6 separate regions of the Homo sapiens genome follow, and all the other regions are linked to region 1. Evidence: read pairs that join two places in POLR2A ChIA-PET (ENCODE). Cell type or tissue: CD4-positive, alpha-beta T cell. All regions are shown on one strand. Links, peaks and the distances in the headings refer to the core of each region. The heading gives the core; the rest is flanking DNA.

The links. Peaks named below come from ENCODE experiments on the same cell type or tissue, not always from the same donor. Only the 100,000 strongest peaks of a DNase experiment are listed, where the experiment ranks them.
Region 2: POLR2A ChIA-PET joins it to region 1 with 31 read pairs; 5 of 35 experiments call an interaction of 5 or more read pairs at or near these places.
Region 3: POLR2A ChIA-PET joins it to region 1 with 36 read pairs; 7 of 35 experiments call an interaction of 5 or more read pairs at or near these places.
Region 4: POLR2A ChIA-PET joins it to region 1 with 15 read pairs; 7 of 35 experiments call an interaction of 5 or more read pairs at or near these places.
Region 5: POLR2A ChIA-PET joins it to region 1 with 13 read pairs; 6 of 35 experiments call an interaction of 5 or more read pairs at or near these places.
Region 6: POLR2A ChIA-PET joins it to region 1 with 16 read pairs; 7 of 35 experiments call an interaction of 5 or more read pairs at or near these places.

Annotation. Positions count from the first base shown.
Region 1 is chr1:116,984,715-116,989,664 of GRCh38, reverse strand. PTGFRN (prostaglandin F2 receptor inhibitor) reads right to left here. Exons shown (of 9, transcript NM_020440.4): 8 at 4,680-4,950; 9 at 1-2,864. The coding sequence ends at 2,698. Among named protein-coding and RNA genes, the nearest start is that of CD101, 15 kb to the left of the region's middle. In CD4-positive, alpha-beta T cell, for the core only: no CTCF peak of the experiment used is centred there; DNase peaks (open chromatin) are centred at 2,274 and 2,754; H3K4me3 peaks cover 1,104 bases; H3K27ac peaks cover 1,317 bases.
Region 2 is chr1:116,875,604-116,880,553 of GRCh38, reverse strand. It overlaps LOC105378927 (a long non-coding RNA gene), which reads right to left and starts at 536. Exons shown (of 3, transcript XR_001737804.2): 1 at 478-536. RefSeq lists enhancers at 882-961, 1,012-1,301, 830-1,361, 667-1,866, 1,362-1,893. In CD4-positive, alpha-beta T cell, for the core only: no CTCF peak of the experiment used is centred there; DNase peaks (open chromatin) are centred at 1,563 and 2,323; H3K4me3 peaks cover 779 bases; H3K27ac peaks cover 1,624 bases.
Region 3 is chr1:116,736,559-116,741,508 of GRCh38, reverse strand. It overlaps the pseudogene NEFHP1. Among named protein-coding and RNA genes, the nearest start is that of CD2, 15 kb to the left of the region's middle. RefSeq lists enhancers at 2,425-2,634, 3,103-3,402. In CD4-positive, alpha-beta T cell, for the core only: CTCF peaks have their summits at 3,847 and 4,046 (motif pointing left); DNase peaks (open chromatin) are centred at 2,538, 3,458 and 3,918; H3K4me3 peaks cover 338 bases; H3K27ac peaks cover 4,000 bases.
Region 4 is chr1:117,047,154-117,052,103 of GRCh38, reverse strand. It overlaps CD101-AS1 (CD101 antisense RNA 1), which reads left to right. Exons shown (of 4, transcript NR_110786.1): 2 at 1,770-1,937. Among named protein-coding and RNA genes, the nearest start is that of CD101-AS1, 9.9 kb to the left of the region's middle. RefSeq lists an enhancer at 30-119. In CD4-positive, alpha-beta T cell, for the core only: no CTCF peak of the experiment used is centred there; DNase peaks (open chromatin) are centred at 2,053, 2,543 and 2,843; H3K4me3 peaks cover 109 bases; H3K27ac peaks cover 1,736 bases.
Region 5 is chr1:116,751,805-116,756,754 of GRCh38, reverse strand. It overlaps CD2 (CD2 molecule), which reads right to left and starts at 2,325. Exons shown (of 5, transcript NM_001767.5): 1 at 2,202-2,325; 2 at 1,804-2,124. The coding sequence starts at 2,262. RefSeq lists promoters at 2,208-2,650, 2,208-4,805, cis regulatory regions at 3,709-3,738, 4,076-4,575 and a silencer at 3,572-4,075. In CD4-positive, alpha-beta T cell, for the core only: a CTCF peak has its summit at 2,142; a DNase peak (open chromatin) is centred at 2,354; H3K4me3 peaks cover 2,350 bases; H3K27ac peaks cover 3,234 bases.
Region 6 is chr1:116,767,402-116,772,351 of GRCh38, reverse strand. CD2 (CD2 molecule) reads right to left here. Exons shown (of 5, transcript NM_001767.5): 5 at 3,123-3,888. The coding sequence ends at 3,569. Among named protein-coding and RNA genes, the nearest start is that of CD2, 15 kb to the right of the region's middle. RefSeq lists cis regulatory regions at 2,374-2,405, 2,480-2,502, 2,577-2,600, 2,668-2,688 and enhancers at 2,174-2,703, 2,036-3,135, 1,836-3,135, 1,636-3,135. In CD4-positive, alpha-beta T cell, for the core only: no CTCF peak of the experiment used is centred there; DNase peaks (open chromatin) are centred at 1,471, 2,511, 3,211 and 3,431; H3K4me3 peaks cover 289 bases; H3K27ac peaks cover 3,154 bases.

The DNA of each region.
Region 1 (4,950 bases), core at 654-4,653:
GAATTTCGAGGCTTCTATCTGAACATAGCTTAGGCTCTTTCTGGGGCTATTTTTATGATTAGGAAAAAAAATCCCAAACTTTTATAAAGTTCCTTTTTGTTAAGAAGTGCAATTCCACCTGTGTGAGACGCGGCTGGGTCTCTCTTTCATTCACACCAGTGCTGCTGGTAGGAACCTGTTCTAGAAGAGCACTTGTCGCAGGGGTGGGGTGGGGAGCCCTATTTGGTACAACAAAAGAGTGCATCTCACCACATTAAAAATACACATTCCTGGAAATTTATATCCCTAGAAGGAACTAGGTCCTTGGTACAATGCCCTGGGATTTCTCGCCCCTTCCTGCCAGCCCTCAGGTGACATGCAGCTTGGGCAGCCCAGTGGACATGGGGCAGGTGGGTGGAGGTCAATGCCTTAACAACTCCAGCCCTGAACTGCAGCATCAGTATGAAAGGAAAAGGTACAGTGTGTAAGCACCCATCACATTTACCACCATCGAGTGTCTGCTGTGACTCAGTCCATGGTTTTACACACACCCGGTCAGGTCCAAAGCTAAGCACCCTTTCTTCCTACTAAGAAGGGCCTGTGCCAATAAAATCCTGAATCTCCTTTTAATAGATGCAAGGGCTGAAAGGGCACTGGCTGTTACTAATACAGCACCTGTTTAAATATCTGTTCTCTCTTTAATTCTCACTTGTACAATCACCTACAAGCTGCCTCTTCTGAAATAGCAGTTAGGATATGTTATGACATGCAGAAAATACCCAAATCTAGTGCCAACAAGGCCTCGTCCTCTTCCTCTAGTCACTCAGGCCCTGGTGGGGTATACTTGTTGCCCGTCTTCCCACCACAGGCCCGGGCCAAGGAAAGGCTACTGTCAATGCAGAATCTAATGTTTCTACCATGTGCATGGTCCCCTTGGTGGGGAAAACTCAATGGGAATCTGCTTCCAGGGGCGACTCGGTGATAAGTGCAGAACCGGCTGTGGGGGAGCAGGGGGAAATGGTGAGCCAGGAGGAGCACAACTCATCCGGCCCATGGTGACAAAGAGCTGCACATGAATGGCCATCATTTTGTATTAGTTTATTGCTCAAAACAAATGAATCTTTTTTTCCCCTTTGGAAGAGAGAGCAGTGTTAGATCCTTCAAAGTCAAGATAAAAGCAGAGGATTGCAATTAGGGCATGAGTCACCAGCGAGCCTCAGAAAACCCTACTGGGATGCTTCCGAAAGGCCAGTGCTGTGCAGGGGGCGAGACACTTCAGGGAGCGGGAGGCTCCAAGGACAGAGCTTTTAAAGCAGCAGCAGAAGCCTGGGATGTGGAAGATCTCTGTCTACTCTCCTATTCCTGATGGGAGCAGTCGGGCAAAGCACACCGCTCTTGACTCTGCTCTACAGGCCATTCACATAACAGCAAATTGCTGGGTTTCCTTCATGTCCCTATTAGGAAAGCAAAACATACCACAAAGTATACCCTTTCTCACTAACCCCCTGCAGTGGACCTTAAAATGACCTGAAGGACTGAAAAGGTCATAGAAAAAACATGGTGCTTCTAGGTAATTTCTGATTCCTTGAAGTCAGTCAGTCTTGCAAGTAGCAATTTGCCTTCAGGTTAAGGAGCCCAAGCACGTGTGAAGGACATGGCATATCTGTGGGTCCCCCTGCAAGACTCTTGGTGACCAATGCCTTTGCCCCCCACAATGGGCAAGAGAGAGGAATAGTGGTGGCTTCTTTAGCCTAACTTGCACCTGGCACCACTCTGACCCTCCTGGCCCCAGCTGCGTAAGAATAACTTCGTGGGATCCCTCTTCTGCTCCTCCTGGAGTCCCCTGAGACACAGTGGCCTCACAACTACTGGAGCAGGTATCTGATCCTTTCCTTGTCCCCATCCTCCCCTTCCTTGCAGCCCTTCTTACTGCCCTGGACAGAGGTGGCTGTGTATTTTTCTTCATATTCATTCTTAAGGCTAAGGTGGCAAGATAAGGTGCTCAGTGGAGAGCCAAATTGTAGATTCCAGGGCTGCCATTTCAGTGCTCTCACAGAAAACAAATACAAAAGAAATGGAAAAGGGGCAGAGAAGCAAAAAAAAAAAAAAAAAAAGCAGTTGGGCTCAATAAGAAGTTATATACTCCAAGTTTGGATTTCAAATGTAGTCTAAACCCCTGAAAACAGGGGGTGGGGTAGGGTCGTAAAAGCCACAAATTAGCCTTCGGCACAGGTCTGTGTTGTCTGTCAGCCGGGTAGAGGGTGGCGCTCAGCAGCTCTCTGAACACGTGCCTCCAACGCGGAAGCTGGCTCTCAGGCGGGCAGGCACATTCTCACTGAAGATAAAGAACTCCGCATGCCATCACCCCTTCCTCACCACAACCCCGCGAAACAAAAGCTATAAACACACACAAGTCAGAGGATCTATAAACCAGTGGGAGAAAAAAAATTAGATGAAGGTTAACCATTAAAAAGCTGCAGTTGGGAAAACACACACTCGATTGTTACATCAGAAAGTGCCGTGGGAAGAAGAGCCGTGTGCTGGTAAACATGTCCGCGCTCAGAACTTGACATGCAGAAAAGAGAGAGCGCCAAGTCCCACCTGAGATTAGAGAGGACTGGTTTTTAGTGTAACACACTTTGTTTTAAAATATCACTGTCCTCTTCTTGCCCCAATTGCTCCTAGAACGTCCCTCTGTCACTCCCCTCCCGGGCCAGCCTAGTCCATCTCCATCGACATGAGCCTGCGGCGCTCGCGCCGTGTCTCCTGAACCTCCTTCTTACAACACCAGTGGGAGCTGCAGTACCCGATGAGACAGGACAGGAGCCCGATGACCGTGGACAGACCGACGCCGATCAGCAAGGGATACTTGAAGGCGTTCAGCACTGGGAGGGAGAGATCAAAGGGGAAGCCAGTCAGTGCTGCGAGGGAGGCCGCTTTGGGGGCACCCTCGCCTCCCTTCCCCACTGGAGCAGGATCTCCCGAGAGATAAGGTCTCATTCCTCCTGCATCTAGCACCTAGCACACCACTGGAGACAGGAGAAGCTCAGCCTTATCTGTCACAAAAATGAGCAAATGTCTTCCTACCCAGCTCTGCGGGGAGAATAAAAACCACAAAGAAGATTTCACTCGATGCCTTTGAATGTCAACTTGCTTTTTAGGGTTTTGGCAAAAGATTGATTTTTAAAAGTCAGTATAAGGGCACCGCACGTTCAGCAGCAGATGCATCCTTAAAAAAACCATGCATAAATCAATCCTATGCATCAAATAACTGAAGTGTACTAAGGGAGCTATTTTAAGTAACACTATACTAAATTATCTAGCAAAGTGAATAATCACTCCCCTGTTTGTTAAATCTGGGTTTTTATACGGAGTTACTTCAAGCAAGGAATTCCTAAGATGCAAAATATGGTACAGATGATTTAAGTGTCAGAAATGCACAAACACCATTTAGACTCCACCCTTGAAATCCCACCTTCCTTTCCCCATAAGTACCCATGCTCCTTGGGTGGACGCTGCCACTGGGCTAGGTGCTTTACGTTTGCTAAGGTTTAATTTTCGAAATAGCCCCATAGAAGACTATTATCCCATTTTACGAGAGAAAATGGATCAGAAAGGCTAAGTAGTCTGTGGAAGAGCTAGGGCTCCAATTTCCATCTGACTGATCACTAGGGAAACACTCAAAAGGCTTTTACTCATCCTCGGAGGCCCCTGGACTTTAATTCTCTTTATGGAGTTATTTCGACTAACATGTACTTTCTGAAATTTTCCACAAAGGAGACATGTTTTTTGTAAACCAAGGAACAACTGTCCCCACTCTGGGATGCTCAAGGAACAAAGCTCTGACTGTCTAGTTAGGTTGACCCTGGTGTTCATCGTGGGCCAACGAGGCTGGGAGCTCATCCTCCCATCTTGGGGCTCCGTGAAGTACCCACTCTGTGCCACTGACTCCAGAAGGAGTCTCTTTTTTTTTTTTTTGAGATGGAGTATCCCATTGTCGCCTGGGCTGGAGTGCAATGGTGCGATCTCGGCTCACTGCAACCTCCACCTCCTGGGTTCAAGCAATTCTCCTGCTTCAGCCTCCGAGTAGCTGGGATTACAGGCACCCGCCACCACTCCTGGCTAATTTTGTTTTTCTTTTTTGTATTTTTAGTAGAGACGGGGTTTCACTATGTTGGCCAGGCAGGTCTCGAACTCCTGACCTCATGATCCGCCCGCCTCGGCCTCCCAAAGTGCTGGGGTTACAGGCGTGAGCCACTGTGCCCAGCCATGAGTCTCTCTTAAGAAGCAAAACCAGTGGTAGTGAGAGTAGCAGGTCCCTAAGCTATAGCCTCCCCTATTGACCTGAGCCCTCTCTCTCAAGGCTGCTCTCTGCCTGTGCCTAGCAGAATCCATGCCAACCCTCGGACACCATAAAGCGAGTTTCTATAAATTTATGGAAGAGGCAAAGCCTTGAAAATTTTTCTAGTAAGTCTTGAAAATTATTTATCAATGGTGACACTAGCACATAATAGCAAAGCTGGGGAAACTGCAAGGGCTGCTGGTGCCCTTCTGGGTGCAGGCTCAGGCCAGGTCTAGAAAGAAAGCAGGACGTGCTATGGCACATTCCTCAAACTGTGGCCACCTGGGTTCTGTCAGCTACAGCCTGGCACAAGAAGAAGACATTCCCAAACACTGAGAAATTTGGGTGACATTCTTACCATCCATCTTCACAGTTATAAAAACGGGCTTGGAGTGGATCTCTGCCTCCTTCTGCCAGGAACCTGTTGGTGACTTCACCCATGGAGTCACGGAACAGTAGTAGTTGCCAAAGTCCTGGTCCTCGGAGCCATGCACTTGCAGCAAGAATTCCAGCACACTCACGCGCTCCAGGCTGAGGTCGCTCTTCCAGTCCCTCCGGGAGGTGGTCACGATGCCCTTCCGATCCAGGGAAGACAGGAGCACAGGAGCCTTGTCCAGGCCAAAAGAGTG
Region 2 (4,950 bases), core at 392-4,391, 110 kb after region 1:
GCATATATAAAATCAGTTGCTTTGGGGTGGTAAGTTTAGTAGTGACTTCTTTTTCTCATTTGAACATGCTTTTAATGATGTTATTTACATAATGGTTATATAATGAATTTTTGATGTTTAAAGAATTCCTAAGCAATTTGGAAAAAATCAGATAATCTGATGAAGACTGGAGATTTGTTGTTGTCCAGTGACTGAGTAGATCCCAGTCTGAGAGGCCAGCACATGGGCTCTGAGTTCAAACTGTCTGATTTGAGACCATAACTTTGCCACTTTCTAGCTGTATTTTTACTTTTTATTTATTTATTTTTAAATTTTTATAGAGATGAGGTCTTACTATGTTGCCCAGGCTGGTCCCAAACTCCTGGGCTCAAGAAATCCACTTGTCTTGGCCTCCCAAAGTGCTGAGATTACAGGCGTCAGCCATCGCACCCTGGCCACTGCCACTTTCTAGCTATATAACCTTGAGAATATTCTTACCTCCTCTGTCAAATGGAGACAAGAATGACATCTGTTTCACAGGCTCTTGCAAGTCTAAGTGAGTTGGTAAATGCTTAGAAGAATTTCTGGCCCAGAGTGAGGACTTAGTAAATATTGGTTCTCATGATTATACTGTGGATAAGCCATGTGCCCTAAGCCACATCAACCTGGGCAAAAAAAAAAAAAACTAAAGTCAGAGGAATTTCTCTGGTTTGACAGTGACCCATGCTTGTGGGTCTTCCCTGACTTTTTCCAGAACGCTTCAGGGTATCTGGCAAGCAAGGGTGCCGGCTGCCTCAGTTGGCTGCAAGAAGGGAAGGCTCGCTTAAGGCCCACTGTCCAGGTGGAGAGGCTGGTTATCCCTTCCAAGGACATGGAGGTGCCTGCTGCTGAAGCGGCAGGGCTGGCAGTCAAGGTGGCGGCTACTGCAGATGCCACAGCTGGTGCTGTCTCCTGCTGGTGCCCACAGTCACACGCTGGCTGCCCTGTGCCAATCGACTCTCGACCCTGCCACCCTGTTGTGGGTAAAAAAGCACATCTTTGACTTTCCTTGTGCTTGCAGCCCGCCACACTCAGTCCACCAGGACAGAAGACACAAGTCTGAGTGACAGGCTCCGATTTACTCTTCATGCTCTTCCTTCTTCTTGTCGCTGAAACATCACACAGTTGGAGCCCGTGTAAAACTAACTCTCCCCTCTCTCCCAGGAGGGCCCACAGGCTTCCTGCCACCGCTTCCTCCTTGTCAGAGGGACAAGTCCAGACCTGTCCGAATGCTCATGCTCATGTGAAGGCAATTCTGCTCCAGCTGAGACCCCTGCAGCACAATGCCGGACTGACAGCCAACCTGGAGAAAATGTTTGGATGCAGGAATGAGGAACAGATGCCCAGATAGCTAAGGGCAGGGATGGCCAAAAAGGAGGGAGAGGGAGGCGCCTGAGCTGCTGCTGACTGGACACTAAAGGTGGGGGAAGGAGGAGGGAGGGCAGGCAGCTGCTGGAAAGGGGGAAGGGAGGTCCCTGGCAGATGCTAAAAAAACCCTGAAGCTCATTTGCCCAAATCAGCTTCAACCTCCCCAGAGTGTCTTCCTCACCACTCCATGTCCCCCTATTCTTCTCTGGCTTCTAATCTATACAGAAAAGGATTTTTGAGGTTGGGGGGTGGGGTTGTTCACCAGTGTGATTGACTCATACGCCTCACCCCAGAGGCAGACCTATTATCTCAAATAATGCTTGCTTTCTCCCTCACCTGAGCGGGATTAGAAATGGGGACAACGTTCATTAGTAAAGGGGGGAGTGTCTGAGGAAAACTGGATGTTGTGGAAAGGGAAGATGCAAAGTAAAAAGCCCTGGTGGAAATAAAGTGCTCAACCGGTCCTGTATCCATTAAAGTAATAACATCGTTGCATGGCAGGTTTATCACTCCCTTCCAGCTCCTCAGCGTGGGAGCTGTGGCTCTTTTTAAAAATGAGAACAGAGTCGCGTGCTGCTGCTCCAGTGTGGAAGGGCAGGTCTCCCTGTCCCTCCCCCAGCGCTCCTCTCTTTACCCTGCCCCCAAGTCGTGGACTTCTCCCAGCCTCTGGAACCAGCGCTAAAATTCATTTCACTCTTTAATTAGATTTCATGGAGTAAGGGATTGAGAGGGGTGCTGGGAAAGGCGTTCATATGCCCTCTTTCCGTGGAGAGGGGTAATGCTGTTGATAGGGGAGGTGGGACAATGGTTGCCATGGAGACATATTCCCAGACATACAGACACACACTCATTTTAATGTCTTTCTTTTTTTTCTTTTTCCAGCAGGGGAAGGATCCGGTGCCCTATTTTTAGTGTCAGATTTCAGCAAAACAATTCACTTTCATCACACACACACACACACACACACACACACACACACACACACACTCTGCTGGGTTTTAAAGTAGGTCACATTTCCTAACTGTATCAAGAGCTCAGATCTGTCTTGCTTGAGTAGTGCAAGCTTCCGCGGAAGATTTTACTGATTGAGACGAAGATCTCAGACTTGCCTTGGTACAGTTTTCTTTCATTTTGGTTTGACAGGCATTAGAATAGGCAGAATGAATAGCTGTAGGTAAATTTACATTTTAAAGACTAAGGCAAAATGTCTGGGCAGTGATAATAGGAAGGGGAGGTACAGAAATTAAAATGACAAACTCATCTGTTATTTCATTATCAGATTATCACTGATTATTTTTTTTAAAAATATTCCTTGAGTGCCCATACTGCAGAGCCTTTTAGGGAAGACATAAGTCCTGATTGGTAGCTGTTCAGTTTAAATTTTTGATTCTTGTTCCAGATAAACTGGGTATGTCAGAACATGTGAATCCAGAATTTGGGGTTTTACTTCTGCTCTATCCCAAGCTGCAATTTTTGAGTGTTTCTGTCTGCATTTCTTGCTTTGTGATCTTTGCCAAATCTCACAGTCCTTCTGTGACTAGAATACCCTATTGACTGGAATCAGTACTAGATGTTCTCCTAGCAGAACTAGCCCACGGCGAGACTGTAAATTGGTCAAGTGTCTTCAGCAGCCCCAGACTCACACACACCCCCAGATCTTCCCAGCCCTTCCTATTCCTATGGGGTTTCATTCCTCTTTCCAAGATGGCAGCAAATCTAGCCTAATTTAGGAAGGGCTATTATTTCTTCACTTGAAGCTCTCTATTATTAACTGGAGGCTTTTGGTTTTAATGGGGAGGTTATTTTTACACTGGTAGGGATTTCTGGCTTCCCTTTCACAACACAAAGTGGGGAACTCCCTGTGTATAGAACCAAAGGGAACTCCACAGTCCATAGCTTTAAAAACAATAGCCTAATAAAAAAAGAAAGGCTGGAATGAAGCCCTCAAGATATAACATTGACAATGTCTTCCAGGTAGTGGATGTTCAGTAGGTTTTTATTTCCTCCTTCATAACCTTTTGTATTTTTCAAAATTAGTTGAGCATACATTGCCTTCTTAATCTGAAAAGAAAGTAATAAAAATAAAAACAAGAACTGAAGCCTTATATTGAATGAATGTTTGTGTTAATTACTATACTAGGAGTCTTTTGTGTATAATCCTTATAACCACACTCAGAGATAGGTATTATGATCCCTATTTAACAGATGAGGAACCTAATAAGGAAAGAATTGCCCAGGTCATACATACAACTAGCAAGAATGAGGATCCAAACACAGATCTGTCCAAATTCATACCCACGTTCCGATATCATAACTGTGAGCTCCTCAAATAAGTATAGCTACCATTTATTCAACACTTAGTAAATGCCAAACTTATATATCTATTTGATATATATTATATCAAATCAAATCTACACATTGGGTAGGTTTGTTTTAATATCTGCATTCAAAGGTTCAGAAAGATTAAGTAATTTGCCCAAAGTCACATAGGCAGTAAGTAATAGGAATGGCAATATTTGAATCCAGGTTTGTGCAAAGCTCATAATAGCCCCACAGCGTTATGGGTTCAGATTGGGCAATTAAGAGAGCCTTAAATGGGCATTCTCTAATACAGATGCCCTATTGTCACATACACTAAATTCTATTGGCTGAAAATTCTGAGTTTTGACTAAGCAGCAGAATTTACTTTCTTATTGCAGATCTATACCTCTTAATAGGAAAATGTCTAAGATAAGACATTTAGTCAGACTATTCACTAACATGAGTCCTTTGCTTACGAAGACATAGACTCATGTAGTCTGGGTCCCTGAATCTCTGGAGCACCTATCCTGGACAGTTGCATGCGTGGTGGCTCATGCCTATAATCCCAGCACTTTAGGAGGCTGAGGCAGGTGGATCACCTGAGGTCAGGAGTTCAAGACTAGCCTGACCAACATGGCGAAACCCCATCTCTACTAAAAATACAAAAAATTAGCCAAGCGTGGTGGTGCATGCCTGTAATCCCAGCTTCTTGGCAGGCTGAGGCAGGAGAATCGCTTGAGCCTGGTAGGCGGAGGTTGCAGTGAGCCAAGATTGTGCCACTGCACTCCAGCCTGAGCGACAGAGCAAGACTCTGTCTCAGAAAAAAAAAAAAAAAAAAAAAAAGAAGGAGAAATGTATTTTTTGTATTAGAGTGATTAAATTCTTAGGTCAACTACTGGTAGCCATTTAACCTACCCTAACTAAACCATAAATTTGTACTGCAATAGCAGTGCTGGGAAGGGAAAAGCATGGTCCCTTTAAATGATATAGAATGGGGGAAGGGAAGTGCTGGGTAGAGGAGGGCGTGGTCCCTGGCTAGAGCTCTACCCACACAGACCTAGGTGAGACAGGCATTTTTGTTTTTCTTCCCAAATGTTGCATTTCCTAAGACCACCCTGGCCTGCCACACCCCCATCCTGTGCCTATAAAAACCCCGGAGACCCTAGCAGGCAGACACACAGGCAGCTGGACGGCGAGAGGAGCCTATCAGCGGAGGAATACACAGGTGGCTGGAGGTGGAGAGGGACACACCGACAGGCACCG
Region 3 (4,950 bases), core at 399-4,398, 250 kb after region 1:
CACCAAGTGAGAAATGGCGGCCCAGCTGCGAGAGTACTACCAGGACCTGCTCAATGTCAAGATGGCTCTGGATATAGAGATAGCCCCTTACAGAAAACTCCTGGAAGGTGAGGAATGTCAGACTGGCTTTGGCCCAATTCCTTTCTCACTTCCAGAAGGACTCCTCCAAATGCCCTCCATGTCCACTCACATAAAGGTCTAAAGCAAAGAGAAGATCAAAGTGGTAGAGAAGTCTGAGAAAGAAACTGTGATTGTGGAGGAACAGACAGAGGAGACCCAAGTGACTGAAAAAGTGACTGAAGAAGAGGAGAAAGAGGCCAAAGAGGAGGAGGTCAAGGAGGAAGAAGGGGGTGAAGAAGAGGAGGCAAAAGGGGGAGAAGAAGAAGCAAAGTCTCCCCTAGCAGAAGAGGCCACATCCCCAGAGAAGGAAGCCAAGTCCCCAGTGAAGGAAGAGGCAAAGTCACCGGCTGAGGCCAAGTCCCCAGAGAAGGAGGAAGCAAAATCCCCAGCTGAGGTGAAGTCTTCTGGGAAGGCCAAGTCCCCAACAAAGGAAGAGGCAAAGTCACTGGCTAAGGCCAAGTCCCCACAGAAAGAGGAAGCAAAATCTCCAGCTGAGATCAAGTCCCCCCGGGAAGGCCAAGTCCCCAGCAAAGGAAGAGGCAAAGTCACTGGCTGAGGCCAAGTCTCCAAAGAAGGCCAAGTCCCCAGTGAAGGAAGAAGCAAAGTCCCCTGAGAAGGCCAAGACTCTTGATGTGAAGTCTCCAGAAGCCAACACTCCAGCAAAGGAGGAAGCAAGGCCCTCTGCAGATAAATCCCCCAAAAAGGCCAAAAGCCCTGTCAAAGAGGAGGTCAAGTTCCCAGAGAAGGTGAAGTCTCCCCTGAAAGAGGATGCCAAGGCCCCCGAGAAGGAGATCCCAAAGAAGGAAGAGGTGAAGTCCCCAGTGAAGGAGGAGGAGAAGCCCCAGGACGTAAAAGTCAAAGAGCCTGCAAAGAAGGCAGAGGAAGAGAAAGCTACCGCCACGCCAAAAACAGAGAAGGAGAGCAAGAAAGAGGAGTCATCCAACAAGGAGGCTCCAAAGCCCGAGGTGGAGGAGAAGGAAGCTGCCATCGAAAAGCCCAAAGAATCCAAAGTTGAAGCCAAGAAGGAAGAGGCTGAAGATAAGAAAAAAGCAGCCACCTTAGAGAAGGAGGCTCCTGCCAAGGTGGAGGTGAAGGAAGACGCTAAACCCAAAGAGAAGACAGAGATGGCCAAGAAGGAACCAGATGATGCCAAGGCCAAGGAACCCAGAAAACCAGCAGAGAGGGAGGAGGCGGCAGCAGCAATGGAGAAAAAAGATACCAAGGAGGAGAAGGCCACTGAGTTCAAGAAGCCTGAGGAGAAACCCAAGACCCAAAGCCAAAGACGACCCTCTCAAAGGAGCTCAGTGAACCTAAGGCGGAAAAGGCTGAAAAATCCTCCAGCACAGACCAAAAAGACAGCAGGCCTCCAGAGAAGGCCACAGAAGACAAGGCTGCCAAGGGGAAGTAAGGCAGGGAGAAAGGAATGTCTGGAGCAGCCAAAGAAACTCAAAAGGGTCCTGGAGCTCAAGGATCAGAGTAATGCAATTTTTACTTTTTATGTAAGAAGAAACTGCTTAGATGACAGGGCCTCCCTCTTCAAACAGGAACTTCATTAGCAATATGTTAGCAAAAGAGGGCAATCCCAGCCTCCTGCCCCCACACCCTCCCGAGGCGATGGACAATTATGTTATGATAGCTTATGTAGCCGAATGTGATACATGCCAAATGCCATACGTAAATACTTGACTATAAAAACTGCCCCCCTCCTTTCCAAATAAGTGCATTTATTGCCTCTATGTGCAACTGACAGATGACCACAAGCAGTTAGAAACACATTATGCTTGAGATGTCTTAACCTGTTCCCAAATGCCTTCTGTTTTCCAAAGGAGTGGTCAAGCCCTTGCCCAGAGACCTCTATTCTGGAAGAGTGGTCCAGGTGGGGCCGGGCACTGGGCACTGAATTATGCCAGGGCGCACTTTCCACCTGTGTCCAGTTTCAATTGCTTCTGTGCAATAAAACAAAGTGCTTATAAAACGACAAAAAGAAAAAAAACTGATATTTGCCAGGGCTTCAGTGATGATCAGAAAGGCCACACTGTGTGTCTGTGGCCAGGTCCTATTGATGTTTATCTTGGTTGTATCTAGATGATCACAGCAGAATTTCAGTATCAGTATCAGCAGCAAAATCAGATTCCACAAACATTGTCACTGCCAGGCAAAGAGGTGAGTGTTCTCACAAAAGCAGCCTAATGTTATCGGCCACCAATGCATGCACCATGGCAGCAGATGTACTCTTTTCCAGCCAAAAAGTCTGTCTCTGAGAGCTTGTTCCTTTGTCAGGTGTTATCTCCTCCAAGGCAAAAACTGAGTTTTCTTTTCCTCTTGGGCTTCCCACCCACAAAGCAGAGAGGACAGAATCGGCCCACAGTGCCAGTTCCTGTGTGAAGCCTGGGTTCCGGATATGAAAGTCACTGACCTTGGAATTCCCCCAAGCGTTAAACACCTCTGAGAGAAGGGGTACATGCTTGTTGCTAGCTGTATAATCATGTGCTTTAAGGGAAAAGAGCTTTGAGCCACCACATGCTAGAAACACGAATTTAGGCATGTCATTTCATGTCTTTGCGTCTCGGTTTCCACATTTGTAAAAGAAGACAAATGCTTTGTTCTCAAGCCTATTGTGAGGTCAAATGAAGTGACGTGTGTCCAGGGTCTAGCACGATGCCTGGCCCTAGGAGATGCTCAACAAATGTCAGCTTTCTTCCCAGATTGCCTCTATGTTCCTGATAATGAGGCCAACTTAAGAGAATAAAAGAGACAAAATAGAGAAGTTTCACCTTCGGAAGTAAGTCAGGAGAACTCAAGCTCAGGGCTTGAAGACTTCGTAGCAGAGAAGTCGTGAACTGTAGATTGAGAAGAACTAGGAAACTTTATATGATTCCTTAGGTATGCGTTACTTTTCTCTGCTTTTTATTTTTGTTTTTGTTACCCTCCTCTTCCTAGTTATTTCTCAGGATTGCCTAAGTATAAAGCCAGCAGGGCCTGTGAGATTGTGATCTAAGAAGCTGTGATGTAGGGAGCAGGGGGAGACAGAGCCCTTTCTCAGCTGTTGGGCTTGGGATATGAGCCCCAGAACACTAAGGAGGTGGCGCCTGCTGCCCAGAGTAGAGGAAGATAGACTGAGGCCCTAGCTCTGAACAGAAAGGGTGGGAGACATCGGCTCGCCTAGGCCAGGAGAGCGGCCACCATGGCTAAGTAGTAGGAAGTCTATGCAGCTCTCCAGCAAACTGCAAGAGCCCAAAAAGTGCTGGTTGTATGAATAACTGAACAAGCAAGGTGAAAGAAGTGATGATGTAATGGAATTCAAGCTAAAAAAAGAAACCCAGGCTTAAAATGCAAATTCTAACTTTTTCCTATTTAGTATCTGTGTGATCTTCAAAGTAACCTCTTTGGGCCTCAGTTTTGTCATGTCTGAAATGGTGAGGTGCAGCCAGGTGCCGTGGCTCACGCCTGTAATCCCAACACTTTGGGAGGTCAAGGCAAGTGGATCGCTTGAGGCCAGAGTTCAAGACCAGCCTGGGCAACATAGTGAGACCCTGTCTCTATAAAAATGAAAATTTAAAAAAAAAAATGATGATCTGTGGGAAGGAGTTACAATCTGGCCTGCTCACTTATACTCAAAAGTTTGTGGTGAAGACTAGATGAGGTCACCAAGAAAACACCTACACCGAATGCCGGAAATTTCAGGACAGCATCGTGATGGTGAGGGTGGCCGTAAAAAACATCTGGGGAAAATCACTCAAGGGAAGACTTCTGGGGTTTGGTTCAGCCCTGGCCAGATCCCACTCCAGGAGAGAGGGCAATCTCTTCAGTCAGATGAGCTGATCATCTCAGGGCAACCCAGCGAATGTATCCCTTTCTGGCAGTTTCCAGGGTAGCTTTTTTCAAAGGACCGTGGGCCAAAGTCCCTGCCTGCTGCTGCCACCCTCTGGCAGCAACCTGAGCCACACTCTTGTCAATTTCACTGGTTAGAACATCTTTTACACATTCGTTTACATTTGCATAGTGTTTTCCAGTTTACACTTCTTCCCCCCTCAAGAATGATATTCTTTTATCCAAACAATATCCTTGTGGCATACACATTTTTGTAGTTGAAGAAACCAAGGCTTGGGAAAGGTAAATGGTTTGTCTAAGGAGACTTAGCAAGGAGATGAGACCAGGCTCTCTGATTCCAAGACCTGTGTTCTTTTCACTGTCATAGGGGCATGTCAGTTAGTTCTACTTCTGTTGTTGCACTTCTCAAACTCTGACAGAATCGGATATGAACATGGAGTTCTCCAGACCTCCTCTCTCACCCCATCCCTCCAACACATCCCCAAATTCTCCAGACCCCATCTGTATCTGCAGCTGCCTATGAGTGAAGGGAGGTAAGGACTACAGATATGAACAAGGCAGAGCAGCACCTGCTCTTCTCTGGGATTCAGACAGATGAAGGAGATGAGACAGATACCCAGGGACCTCAGGACCTGGGAGAAATGCACATGGAATTCACCAGAGGCCAAAGGGACTCCAGCTAGGTGGTACCTGAGCTGGTCCTGAAGAGACAAACAGGTTGTAAGTTCACAAAGAGGTAGATGCAGGACCTTCCAGGCAGAGGAAATGGCAGAAGCCAGGCTTCAGTGCACTGAACCGGGGAATACCTGCTCCGGTTGAGCAGAGGAGGGAGGCAGGTGGTGAAGCTGGAGAGGGAAGTTGGAGGAGATCTCGGCAGGATGGAATTCATACTGTTTTCTAAAGGCAACAATAAACCAGCCATCCTGCATGTCTCCCATTTATTCACTTAACAAATATTTATTGTGATAGGCATATACTCTGTTTGTTTCTCGGGATAAA
Region 4 (4,950 bases), core at 624-4,623, 62 kb before region 1:
CGTGAGCCACTGCACCCGGCCTCTTGTTTGTTTTGTTTTCTGTTTTCTTTTTGTTTCTGAGTTGCATTTTTTCTGGAAAGCAACAAATGGCACTAAGGTGGATTCCAGGTTCTCAAGCTGAGCGTAAACAATACTACCCAATGCTCTGAAGACTTTTGCCATGAAGTTTTTAAGCCTCCTTGGATGCTGGGATCTTAGTAGCTGAGAAAACTCTGGCAGAGTTCTTCCTGGTTCTCCCTCCTTTTCCTTTCTGAGTTAACCTGGGAGCCAGAGCAGAGCAGCCTCTGGTTTTTGCTGCTATTTTTTAGTACTAAAATGGCCTTAAAGAACTCATCAACCTTTTAAAACATGAGTCAGGTTCTGTTACTTTGCCTATAACTCTTCAGTGACTTTCTGTTAAACTTAGAGAAAAAGGTTAAGTCATCCTTTTGGTTCCTACGGGCGCTGCACGGTTTGGCCCTTCCTGCTTTCACTCTCACAGACAGCCACGCCACTCCTCACCCATTATATTGCAGCCGCCCTAACCTGTTTTCTGTTCCTCAGTGTGCCAAGCTTTGTATTACCCTAAGGCCTGCATTCATATTGTGCTTTCTGCCTGGAATGCTTTCCTCAGTTCTTTAAAAACTTAGCCCTTCATCCTGTAGGTCTCAGCAAGCACCATCTCAGTGAGACTTGCCCTGACTACTTTATCTACAAAGGTTCTTCCTTGTTCTCTCTCAGTATCCGGTTTGCTTTCCACATAACATTTATTTCAGAGTTGTCTGTTGACTTGTTTATCGTCTGTCTTCTCCATGGACTATATGTGTAATTGCCAAGAAAGCAGGGACTTATTTCTGTTTGGCTCACTAATCACTGTATACACAGCATGTAAACATTCCATAAGTATCTGTTAAATGGAATGGATGAAATCATAGGGTAGAAGGAACCCTAAAGCCACCTAATGCATCCTCCCAAATCCCTTCCACAGCATCCCTAATGGATTCAGCATAGAAACTTCTGGTTATAGCAAGTTCTGTTTGGGTGTGTCGAAATGTTAGTTAATTCTAATGCATATTGAGCAGAAATCTTTCTGTCTGAAACTTCCACTTTCTTGTCATGTGGAATTAAACAAAATACACCTGATCCATTTTTACATCACTTTAAAATATATGAATATGACTATTTCATCCTCTCTGCACTTCACATGCATTCTCTTTGCCCAGAGAAACTTGTCCAACTGCATCAATTACTTTTCTCCCTCCGACACCCCCTCACCAGTATTTTGCTTTTTCTTTTTTGAGACAGAGTCTCACTCTTTTGCCCAGGCTGGAGTGCAGTGGCACGATCTCAGCTCACTGCAACCTCTGCCTCCTGGGTTCAAGCGATTCTCCTGCCTCAGCCTCCCGAGTAGCTGGAATTACAGGCACATGCCACCACACCTGGCTAATTTTTGTATTTTTAGTAGAGATGGGGTTTCGCCAGTATTTTTTGATGAATGTATGCTTAATTTGAGGCATCCCAAAGAAAATTCAATATGAAAAATGCCGTGGGATAATTATCTCCTTTATTTTGGATATGACCATTTTATATATGAAATGGAAAACTCTAAATCTTTTTCTCTGTTTTTTCAATAAGTATGTTATGCTAATAATATATATCAAGTGTGCAATCAACCAAAACACTGTTTTCATTTTTCATGCGTGAGCTCATCTCCCCTATCTGGTGCATCTAATTGCCTAAACTTAACTATGGATTCTATATTTCATGTTAATTTTGATTCATTATTCTAGGTTATCCAGATCTCTTTGAATCTTGTTCCTGTCAACTGACTTATTAGTGCCATCTCCTAATTCTGTGTCAACTTGACAAGCCTGCTGTCTTTCCCTTCATCCAAGTTGCCAATAAAAATGCTCAACAAGGCAGAGTGCTTTAGCAAGACCTGGAGAGATCTCCTACAGGTAAACACGTTGCCATGGTCTTTACACCTTGGGTATGATCATTCACCCAAGCATGGAGTCACATAGTGTCCACGTTGTTCCTCTTGTTCAAAGGCCTTGCTGCAGTTCATGCATGCGGAATCTATAGCTGTCCCATGACTTACCAGCCTAGCAGAAAGCAGCACATCAGAAAAGGAAGTGAGTTTAACTTGGCATGTCATTTTCTTTCTTTCTTTTCTTTTTTTTTTTTGAGACAGAATCTCGCTCTGTCACCCAGGCTGGAGTGCAATGGCACCATCTCGGCTCACTGCAACCTCTGCCTCCTGGGTTCAAGCGATTCTCCCGCCTCAGCCTCCTGAGTAGCTGGGATTACAAGCGTGCGTCACCACTCCCGGTCAATTTTTGTATTTTTAGTAGAGATGGGGTTTCACTGTGTTGGCCAGGCTGGTCTCGAACTCCTGACCTCAGGTGATTCGCCCGCCTCGGCCTCCCAAAGTGCTGGGATTACAGGCGTGAGCCACCGCGCCTAGCATGGCATGGCATTTTCTTGGTGAGCAGCACAGGAAGCAGCCCAGAGGCCTCAGTGGGGTGGCTCTTCAGAACAGAGGCCCTCGCCTCACACTAGGCTAGTGATTCAGTCACACCACCATCTCCTACGTCAATTTGTCTCACAACACTGTCATGTCTCACTTCTTATAGAATCTGTCGCCTCCTTTCTCTCCCTCTTGGTGCTCTCTCAAGGTTTACATGCATTTGGATGAAAGCTAGGAAGGTTCTAAGTTGTAAGTGAGGGATTTGCTGCGTCTCTCAAGGAGAAGAGGAAGTTACCTCTTTTGATGAAGATCCAAGGCATCCTCCACTGTCACGTGGTGCAGAAGCAGACATCCCCTTCAAAAGATCTAGCTCTTCCCAGCTCTTCTGTTCCTCTTTAGTACTTTCTCACCCTCCCTTGCAGACTGAACTTCCACCTAACTCTAAGCGGAAGCCCACACACCTGTTTCCACACACAGTAAGACAGGACTTCTCCTGTCTGCTGTACCACAGAGACAGGCCTTGCCTCAGTGTGGTGGGGCTTGCTGCCTCCCCTGGTGTCTGAAGGGTTTCTTCCTGCAAGCACTCAGCCTTCTTCCTTCTCTGGGTCAGCAGTTTCTTCGGGAGCTGCAAGCACTGCTGGCACGGTGGATCCGAGAGACCCACTTGAGCCTCAGAGCAGAGCTGGATGGGGCAGAAGCTGGTCAATTCTTTTTTCTCTGTAGTTTGTTGGCTTTTATTTCTGCCTTCTCACTCTTATGTGCTAATTGTCACTGTTTCTTCTCTCTGTTTCTCTTCTTCTCCTGCTTTCCCCACTATCCTCCCTGCTCGACCCTCCACATTTCTCCTTGAGTTCAGGGCAGACAGAAACAGCATTAATGATCAGCTGCAGAGGAGGAGGTGTCAAGGGTTTCTGTATTCCCACCCAGAGCTCTGCATGCATGTTTAAGCAATCCCTTTCCATCTTTACACTCTTTCATGATGACACTGTTTCTGACACTTCAGTGATCACCTATTTCTGATGGAAGAGCTGGAGCATTGCTAAGTGGCAGGTGGGGAAATTCTACTCAGTTCACTTGACTGGTTTTGCTCTTAAGTTGTAATCCTACCCAAGTGTACACATGCACAGTAAAAAATACCAAACCTGTAGCACTCAGATAACTTACTCCATCTGAACTATGTTAACAGACATGAAGAGTGCACACCTTGGATAGGTACAGGACAAGCCACAGTCCAGTTCATTAATTATGCTGTCAATTTGGCTATAGTCTGAATGATGTTTCCCATAATTCACATATTGAAGTCCCAGCCCCCAGTGTGTTGGTATTTGAAGATGGGGCCTTTGGGAGATAATTAGGTTTAGATGAGGTCATGAGGATGGGTCATGATGGTATTAGTGCCCTTCTAAGAAGAGACCAGAGAGTTTGCCTTCTTTGTCATGCCATGTGACTACACAGTGAGAAGGTGGCTTGTCTACAAGCCAGAAAGAGAGTCCTCACCAAAATCCACATCATCTGGCACTTTGACTGGGACTTCCAGCCTACAGAACTGTGAGAAAATGAGTATCTGTTATTTCAGCCACCCCATCGGTGGTATTTTGTTATGGCAGCCCAAGCAGACTAATACAGATTCCAAACTAATTATTTGCTATCTGCCATAATAGTTGTTTTCCAAATGTGCCATTTGCACTCAAATCTACATGTAAATTGAAACAGGTAATTAATATAGGTACAATGTACCTCAGAATAGGAGTCTCTGGTGATGCCATTTCTCATTAATTCCCATATATTACATATCTTTACTTGGAACTCTTGGGTTAAACTACCCTGGCTTTGCATTTAACTGTAAAGCACTCAGATAATTCTATCCACATGCTCCTCTGTTCACACTGCCTTGATATCCTGACTTCTGAAACTTTATACTTACCTATCCCTTAAATTATCCTTTTGAGCTAAGAACCCAAGCAATGATCCTATTTCGTGGCAAAACCCATGCTTGCATTCTATTTCCACATCCTGTTCTACTAGTGTGCTAAGAATTAAGAAGTAAAATGCAAGTATCTCGTTTCCTTTTCAGGAATGGCTAGCTTGTTAAGAATGATGATGACACCTAACATTTATGAGTTCTGACTCCCTCACATGTATATCTCATTTAATCCTCACAATCAACTCTGTGAAGTAATGGGTATTATCCCCATTTTATGGATGAGGAAATTGAGGCAAAGCAAGATTAACCAGCAAAGATCACACAGCTAGTGGGTGACATCGTCAGAGCTTGAACCCAGGCAGTCTGAATCCAGAGCACACATTCCTGAGTATTAATTTTTTGGATGTATTCATTGGGCACACCATCTAAAAGAAGCAAAAAAATCTAAGTAGAGGAATGTAAGAGATAGTAGTTAGTGGCTTCAATTTCATCTCATCGATAGATGAGGGCTCATATATTTACTGTTTCTTTTGTATGGAAAGACTACTATTAAATACGGAGTTGCCATTGAGCCTTC
Region 5 (4,950 bases), core at 649-4,648, 230 kb after region 1:
GCACACACATAAAGCAAGTCACTGTCTTTCGGCTAAAGGGTGAAGGGTTTCTTTTTGGGGCAATGAAAATGTTGATTGTGGTGATGGTTACAAAACTCTGAATATACTGAAGGCCATTTTAGTATATGGACAAATTGAATGGTAGATGAATTATCTCAATGAAGCTGCTTGGAAAAAAAAAGAAAAGGTCGTCATTCTTGCCAAAAAGACCTCTGAGTTTGAATCCTGACTTTGCTCCTGTCAAGCAATGAGACCTTGGACAAGCTGCTTCTGACTAGGTCTCTGTTTTCTTATATATAACAAGGAGATAATAACAACTAGGTCTCAGTATTGTTGGGCGCTTTAAATAAGATCATGTAAGCAAGCACTTGACCCCTAACTGGTAGCCATTATTTCCGCCGCAATGCTAAATGCGACCCAAATGTGAAAACACCAGCATGGTCCCCCGCGTAGGGCTCACACTCAAAACAGGACACTCGAGTTTTGTGCTGTTTGGAGTCCTGAGATCTGTGGTTTCCAGAGCCCATAATCAGAGGCCCTTTTCAGCGCCATGCTCAACCCCACTACATTTCTACAAGGTGCTCTCCACTCAAGGTTGCAGGACTAGGGTGTGGAAAGTTGTCACTTCAGGGGAGCTGACAGTGTCTGGGATTGCTGGAGTGGGCAATCTGACACTATCTGGGATTGCTGGTAGGCCCAGGTGCTGAAGATGGGGCTGGAGACAGAGAGGAAGAAGGTGGGGTCCCTGCTTCTGGTGATATTTTCTGTGTGAAGCACAGAAATGCTTATTTGCTCACTGAATGGCTGGCCTGTGCTCATGCTGGGGTTCCTGTCTGCCTCCCCAAGTCAAGCGCAGCTTCTTCTTTTCCCTTCTTGTCACTACTTCCCCAGCATCCCCCCGGGCTTTCAACTTCAATGGCATTTCGATTCCACTTTCTCTACCTTCTCTCCCTTGCCTAAGCCACCTTTCTCTATGCCTGACCCTTATTATCCTCATTCTTCCTATTTTAGAGGCACCCTTTGGTCTAGGCCAGTGGCGATTGACTTTGGCAGCTCATTAGAATCCCCCAGGGAGCTTTAGAACCTAATGATACCCAGGCCGCATGCAAAAAAAATCTGATTTAATTGGTCCTCACTCCACTTGGATTACAGCAGCAGCTTTCTAACTAGTCTCCCTAACCCCATCCTCAATATCCACTCCTGTCCTCCCAGTACAGGCAGAGATATACAAAGCCACACCTTGTGCATCTTCTACACATATCAGCAAAAATCACCTGCCACCTTGTATCACTCTGACAAGCAGATCCAAAATAAGGGCTGTTCATCCTTAAATATGTTGTTTCCAGCCCTTTTCTGCCATATAACTCCTCCTTCAGGGCAGCCTGGCTTGAAATGGGCTCTGTCGATGAAAGGCCCGCTGCTCTCCAGTCAGCCTCTTCTTCTCGCCCCACTCTTAGCTCGCCGATTCATCAGCAACCTGGAACAGTTGCCTTTTCCCTCGGCCTACCTGTGTCCCCCTCCCGATTAATGCCACCTTAATCCAGGTTCTTCACCCAACCCCACATTCCTGTAACCACCTGAAGACAGAGTTGTAGGCAGGTAGACTTGAGGGTCTATCAGATGTGTGGATCCCATTCCCGCATTGGACCACAGTCTCCACTGGGGCAGGAGACATGCATCTGGTTTCCTGTATAGCCCCCCTGGAGGCAGAGGTCAGCGCTGGGGAATATTAGAAATGCTATTTTCCAACTTGCCAAATAGCACCCACACTGAAATAAAGCAATTAAGGGAATGAACACTTACCTTGAATCTTCAAATCAAATATTTTTTCCAACACATTTTTTCCTTTTGTATCATATATTGATACCTTGTAGATATCCTGATCATCGGTCTTCAGATGCTTAATTTTCAGAGTTCCATTTTTAAATAGCTTATATGTATCTTTTTCCTTGAAAGTCTCTTTCTCTTTTCTGAATTGTGCAATCTTTTTCTTGTCTGAAGTTTTTTCCCATTTTATATCGTCAATATCATCACTCATTTGAAAACTAGGAATGTCCAAGTTGATGTCCTGACCCAAGGCACCCCAGGTTTCCAAGGCATTCGTAATCTCTTTGGAGACTGCACCTATAAAAAGCAAAAGAGTTACTGAGAGTCACTTTCAGGGAAAGCTGGGTTGGGACTTCTTTGACTCTTATGCTTACCTTTGGAAGAAACATTGAAAATCAGAAGGAAGCTGGCTACAAATTTACATGGAAAGCTCATCTTAGGGGTTGGTTTCCTCTTTTGATTCTGAGCTCTTCATGCAAAAGGAACTGAAGTGAGACTGGTGGAGTCCACACCCCGAGAGCTTAACCACGTGCCTCTCTTTACATCTTTTACAGTAACATAAAACATAATACACATACACAGAGAGCAAGAGCGCGCACAAGCCAGCCCTTCTGATGTGCTCCTTTGCCAAAGCAGATGTGTTTATGAGTGTGTGTTTTCTTGCTGCATTTTAATTCTCACACAAAAAAATTGGGAAGGATAGGTTTTCTCATCTCAGTGAAAGAGAAAAGGAACAGAGAGGCTAAGTAGATCACTAAGGATCACTCTTTTGTAAACAAGAAGCCAAATTCAACCACACAGCCTTTTATCCACTTAGGTATACTGTCCCTAACAAGACCACATAGAAATATAGGTAAATGTTCACAAGCCAATAGCAGAATGCAAACATTTATCCCATATGATTATATTGAAAAATGTAGACCCATAAAATGATGAGGAAATTGATTTTTTTGTTTCTCCAAAGATATTTTTCATGTTCTAAAATCGTTTTTGTGGTGAAAAGAAAGAAATTGAATATCAGCTGTAAATGCTTGCAATCCCCAAATCCTATGTTCGGCATACATTTTACAACTCTAGTGAAATTCACAGTTAGATAAATAAAAACTTATTCCAAAACAAAGAAGCATAGAGACTATGAAATATAATTAAACTACCAAAACAAAGGAGTCAAAAGCATTTAAAGTGATTAACATTATAGGTGGTTAAGAAAAAGGAGAGATTAGGAGAAAAAATAAATGAGAGGGAACAGGGAGAGAAAAAAAGAACAGAAATTTGTGACACAAGGAAACAGACAGTGATGCAGAGACGGGTGTGCCCTGAAAAGATGCCTAAAAAGAGAAATAACCATGACAGACTTCCAAAGCACATTTTCAGGGTTATAATTCTTTAGGTCACAGTGAGTAAAAATTGCAAAAGTGGTGCTCGTTTTCTTTTTCAACTTTAAGTACAAATATGGATATTATCTGTCAGAAAGTTGCCAAGGAAATGAAATTAAGTCAAAGCAGTTGTTTGCTGTTACTGGGTAAAAGAAAGCCAAATATTTACCTCATGGTTGTATGAGCGTCATCCACAATAATGAACTACAGTTGGATTAAAGTTTTAAATGCAAAAATACTATAATAATGCTAAAAGGAGGCCGGGGGTGGTGGATCACAGCTATAATCCCAGCACTCTGGGAGGTCGAGGCGGACCTCCTCACCTGAGGTCAGGAGTTCAAGACCAGCCTGGCCAACATGGTGAAACCCATCTCTACTAAAAATACAAAAATTAGCCAGGTGTGGTGATGTGCGCCTGTAATCCCAGCTACTCAGGAGGCTGAGGCAGGCAAATTGCTTGAATCTGGGAAGCGGAGGTTGCAGTGAGCCAGGATTGTGCCACTGCACTCCAGCCTGGGGAGCAGAGTGAGACTCTGTCTCAAAATAAATAACTAAATAAATAAAATAATAACAATAATGCTAAAAGGACAATATAGAAAGATATTCCTATAGTTTGAGTATGGAAGGCCTGGCTACATATAACATATAATCCAAAGTAAGAAAGAAAAGATGAACACAACTGATGATATAAAGAAGTAAGATTTACATGCAGATGAAGAAATAAGGAACAAAATGAAAAGGCGTGACAAAATATTTGCAATATATATAAAATTATTAATATTCAAAATATTCTTACCAATAATTCTTACCAATCAATACAAAGTAGTTTTTAAAATGGGCAAATGATATAAATGATCAGCTTGCAGAAGAAATATTTCGCAGAAGAAATATCAAACCTACAAGAGGAGTCTAATGTGACCAAAAATATATGTATATATCTTAGCTATAAAATACCATTTTTCACCATCAGATTGGTAAAATTAGAAAAGATGATAATTTACATTATTAACATGAGTGTGTGGAGAAATGAACCCTCATACAACATCAGAGGGAATGTAAATCAATACCTTCTGGGGAAAGGAATTTATCATTTCCACCAAACTTTAAAATTTATGTCTTTTTCTCACCTAGTGATTTTAATTTGAGAAATCTATCCCACAGAAATGATTGCACAGATGTTTTAAAATTCTGTTCAAGGACGTTTGTTGTAGCATTTTTGTAATAAAAAATTGCAAACAACTAAAATTATGGTATATCCATATTATGAAATATTGTATAACCATCAAAATAGTATAACATAGGCCTAAAAGTAAGACATGGAAAGATGCTTTTGGTAAATCACATGAAAAGAGCACATTGCAAAACAATATCTATAGGATTAGTCCTTTTTATATATGATACTATGTTTATACTATGCTATGGGTATACCAGTATACCATAGCATACTATGTTGTTATTAAGGTATGTGTTGGAAAAAAGCCTGAAAGGGTTGATGCTGAATTTTTTTACAGTGCTTGTCTTTCAGGTATTAGATTGTGAGAGAACTGAAATGAAATTTTCACTTCTTACCTTTGTAAACCAAAAAGAATTTGAGACAGATCTCAATCAATTTAGAAGTTTATTTCATCAACATTAGGGACAAAAAGGAACACAGAACCACAGGAAAAATCTGTGGTTTGTGCCTTTTTCTCAAGATTATTTCAAAACCTTCAGTTAAGGGGAAAAGCTGGCCAGAGGGGAAGGAGGG
Region 6 (4,950 bases), core at 615-4,614, 220 kb after region 1:
AGAGATGGTCTCACACAAGATTCACGTTACAGTGGAGTTCAAGAGTTAGGAAAGGTCTCCCCCAGGAAATGACTTTCTGTCTGAACTCTGAAAGAAGAATGTGGACAGGTGAAGAGCCAGGTGAAAAGTGTGGGCAGTGGGAACAGCATGTATAATAGGAACAGCATGTACAGTGGTCCTGAGGTGGCAAACTTATTGGTGAACTTGAGTCACCAAGTCACTGCAACCCACTGAGCATGGGTAAGGAGCCTAACATTAGAAAATTAGCAAAGGAAAAGGAGCAGGAGGACTGAGATGAAATTTCCCAGTTTACAGTTGAGACCCTTTTGGAGCTAAGCTGGTCCAGCTGCTAGTATTAGACTATTATTTAGGGTGGGCAGATAGGCTATCAGAAACCTCTAAATTTTCTGTCTTCATATAAACCTCTGCGATGTTCCAGTGCCTTAAATTATGTGGATATTTTTTCCAACATGGTTGGCCTTCTTATTGGAGATTTGCTTGTGGGGGAATAGCTAACTGGGCTACAACTGTTTATTTTTCTTACAATACTGCATTATCTATAGTCTCCAAGGTTGTCTACAACTTGAATGCCCATTGGAATCAGCTGGAGAGGTTGTTTAAAAATATGTTTATTTGGCCCCCAACCTGACTGACAGAAGTGTCAGCATTTTTTTTTTTTTCACAAGCTCTACAAGCTATTCCTACGCAGCTGGCCTGACTACTTCTCAGAATGTCCATGCTCTGGGGCAGGTTCAGTGGGATGTCACACAGTGTCAGACAGGTGGGTGACAGCAGCACAAATCTTAAGCAAGGTTCGTGTTTCCCACCTAATGGTGGTGCAGGGCAGAGAATCTGTCTTATCTTCCCTGGATAAGGAGGACAAGCATGTTGTGTATGTTCACTTCCCTTCCTTTCATCAGGACTGGGCTCACCCATTGAATCAATTGGCTAATGATAGCTTCAATAAAGTGCTGGCAGCGATATTGAGAAATGGTCATTGTACTCAAAAAGCTTCTTTACTATGCATTTCATCAATTCTAAAATGCACTAACATAAAATAACATTTTTTCACATTTTAATATCTCAGGAATGGGATTGTGACTGAAAGTTGACTGTATCTTAGTATTTGTTACAATGCAACTGAGAAGTGTTCTTCTCTTTCTTAGTGGCATGTAAAAGAATGATGCCACTTAAAATCAATGCCATCTTCAAATTAGTTAAATATAGTTGTTAAAAAAGAAAAAGAAATACAAAAAGTTGAAAACAGTAGTTGAAAAATCAATGACATCTTCAAATCAGTTAAATACAGTAGTTGAAAAAGAAACTACATGTTTGTGTAAACAGAAAGCCAAATGAGCCTTGCTCATGCTGTTGCCTCTACATGGGTAATTCTGTACCTCTGCTTCACCAGTTCAATTAATCTATTACAACGCAACCCAAACGTCCCTCCTCTAGGAAGCCCTCTTTGTCACCCCAGTCTTACCACTCAGTCTGGGTTCAAAGTCCTTCCTCTGGGTTCATGCACTTGCCTCTGACCTATATTTATCATACTGCATTGCATTTGTCCCATGGTTGGTCCGTTTCTTGCCTACCAGGTGGTGAGCTCCTTGAAAGCAGAGATGCAATTGTACACCTCTGTTTTCCTAGTGCCTAGCACAGAGCCTGACACATAGTAGAAGTTCAATAAATGTTCGTTGAATGAATGAACGATGAAGGATTGAATAGGGTGTATGTGTTTTGTACCATATGTAATGCCACAGGAGTTCAGAAGAAAGGCAGAGCCCAGGGCTGAATAGACCAGGGAAGATTTTCTTAAGGGAATGGCGTATGAGCTGTTCTGGTGAGATAGCCAATGAAATCACTCATGGGTATCATGAAGAATGAGAAAGGGGCAGAGCTAGGACCCTCATCTCTCTCTCTCTCTCTCTCTCTCTCTCCTTTTTTTTTTTAGACGGAGTTTTGCTCTTTTGCCCAGGCTAGAGCGAAGTGACACGATCTCACCTCACTGCAACCTCCACACCCCAGGGTTCAAGCAATTATTCTGCCTCAACCTCCCGAGTAGCTGGGGTTATAGGTGCGTGCCACGATGCCCGGCTAATTTTTTTTTTTTTTTTTTTAAGTAGAGAAGGGGTTTCACCATGTTGGCCAGGCTGGTCTCAAACTCCTGACCTCAGGTGATCTACCTGCTTTGGCCTCCCAAAGTGTTAGGATTACTGGCACGAGCCACCATGCCCGGCCAGAGCCCTCATCTCTCTACTGGGTAGATCCTGTGGCAATTGTTACCTAGCTGGATTTTGTGTTTGAATTTTGGGAGGCGATGAGGTTTCATTCATCATTGCCCTTAGTAATTAACTCTGGTTGCTGGAAAAATAGACTCTCAGATTCAGAGGAAAAAGTAGTTCAATCCTCAGTGAGCTGTCACAGGAAGTCCTGAATGTACTTAGTTTTTGTGGTTTAGCCCTCAGAGCTTCCTGCCAGAGTGTAACAAGGTTTAGCAAGTCTAAGAAGCCAAGGAGAAGGCGGGCAGACAGGACCACAGACAAGGCACCAGCATTTCAAAGCAGGTGCCTTCTCACCACCTATTGTTTTAGAACTCTAACTGAAAACTATTTTTTTCTCCCCACTTCCCTCAAAGTACAGCTGCATGACTGCTAGCTGGGGATGGGGTCTGACCTTTTAATCATAGTCATTTAAGACACTTAAGATTTGATTCAACTGAGTTGTCTCTTAGCCTATCTTTTTGTATGTCATCTGATGAGTTCATGACACCTCCAGTATCCATAGATTCCCTTGTTTTGAAGGATGACAGTACAGGTCATTATGACCGTGTCTGAACAGTCAAGAAAGTAAGACCTAAAATGTTAAGTTTTCTGGTGACTCCTGTTAACGTTTGTGCATGGAGGCTTTAATTCATTATGGAAATCTACAAATAGGTTGTTGGACCCAGCTTTGCAGCTGAGACCTGGGGAGCATGTTCGGGTCATTCTGGTGAGGACTAAGGAGGTCTCAGCCGGATTGAGTTGACTGAATTTGATCCTGCTGTCACACCAGCGAGGCTCTTTCTTATTCGGCAGCTTCCTCTCCTCGACACTGGGATCCTTCACACAATGAGCAGACACGGGTCTAGTCAAAGCTTTTATTTCACTTTTACTCACAGGATGGTGGGCAAGTGTCCACCAGGGCACATAAGAAACTCCAGAGTCTCTTAAGCAGATAGGCTGCTTGTAGTGAGACCCAGGCACACCAATCACTTGATTTATCGCATCTACACATGACCTGAGAGGGGACAAGAAATCTCTAAGATTTCTGTGCTCGGTCCTCTACCATTCTTGCAATCACACTTATATTGCTTCTCCTTACTGGTGTGATGGAGCTCTCTGAGGAGACCAAAAACTCCAGATGTTGACCACATGGCTGAGTTCGAAGATGCAGAGGTGGCTGTGGCCCACAGCCTCAGGAGGTGACAATGTTCTGCACACAGAAAACACCTCATGGAAGTACGGATATGCACATCAGGAGGGCAGAAATCCACAGTGCTTTTTATTGAAAAAGACAGTTTCTATCTTTTTTAATTAGAGGAAGGGGACAATGAGTTTTCTGCTGCCCCATGGGGAGGTTTTGGCTGAACTCGAGGTCTGGGGAGGGGCGGGCCTTTCTGCTGGTGAACTTGTGTGCCCGACGGAGCAGGAGGCCTCTTCTGAGGCTGGTGCTGAACACGGTGTCCAGGAGGCGGGGGACGATGACTAGGTGCCTGGGAACGATGACCAGGTGGTGGAGGAGGATGTTGGGAAGTTGCTGGATTCTGAGGGGTTGAAGCTGGAATTTGGTGGGGCTTCCGGCCCCTTTCTTCAGTAGCTACTCTGTGGGCTCTTGTCTCCAGCTCCTCATCTGCAACAACAAAACCTCAATAGAGTTCATCTTGGCCAGGTGAAATCAATGTAAATATTGAGTACCTTTTATATGCAAGGCGCCATGCTAGCTGCTTTGGGGGATGCAATGAGGAAGCAGAAGTTGCCCCTACTATCTGAGAACTCTAAGCTTGTAGGAGAGAAAGAAGTGCTCACCATAAGGTAGAGTGAAAGCCTAGGACAAGAGAACTCAAGGAATCAGCAGGAAGAAGACACATGGGTGGAGGGCTTTGTGCCTGGGGCTCCCATGATCAGAGAGAGCACGCAGACCTGGAACCCTACCTCTGTGCTGACCTAGAAATTGTTCCCTGAGAGCAAGAACCTCATGGTTAGAGCGCATGGGAAGGGGTTATGAGCAGTCATGGAGGATATTAGTAACTACATTCCTTCTGAGGCATTTCTATGTTAGATCTGCCTTTCCCCCAATTCTACTGTCATGCAATCCACCTTCCGGCAAGAGGTTGGAACACATGCAAGGAACTTTTTGTCCTTAGAAATTTACTCGCTTCTCAGAAATTCAAGACCTATGTTCTTGGCCTTAGGAGGGAAAGAACTCCTCCTCTCCTCACCCTTCAGGATTTTCTTCTTTGTGTGACTTCAGTCCATGAAAGCAGGCCTACAGCTACTCGTAATGTAGTTTTTCCTGTACTCTTAAAATCACAGGGAATCTGTGAAGGTGCCCAGCTGCTAGAGGCCTGGAGCACCCTGCTGGCCCCTCTGGACTCCTTTAGGCTGTAAGTTAGGTATTTCAGTCCCTGCACCCAAGGCCGTCTTTGCAGTGGCTCCAGAGGGAGGTAGGAAGAGAAGTTTTTCCCTGGGGTGAAATAATTACCTCTTTTTTTTTTTTTTTTTGAGTTGAAGTTTCACTCTTGTTGCCCAGGCTAGAGTGCAATGGTGCGATCTTGGCTCACTGCAGCCTCTGCCTCCCAGGTTCAAACAATTCTCCTGCCTCGGCCTCCTGAGTAGCTGGGATTACAGGCGTTCACCACCACGCCCGGCTAATATTGTATTTTTAGTAGAGATGGCGTTTCTCCATGTTGGT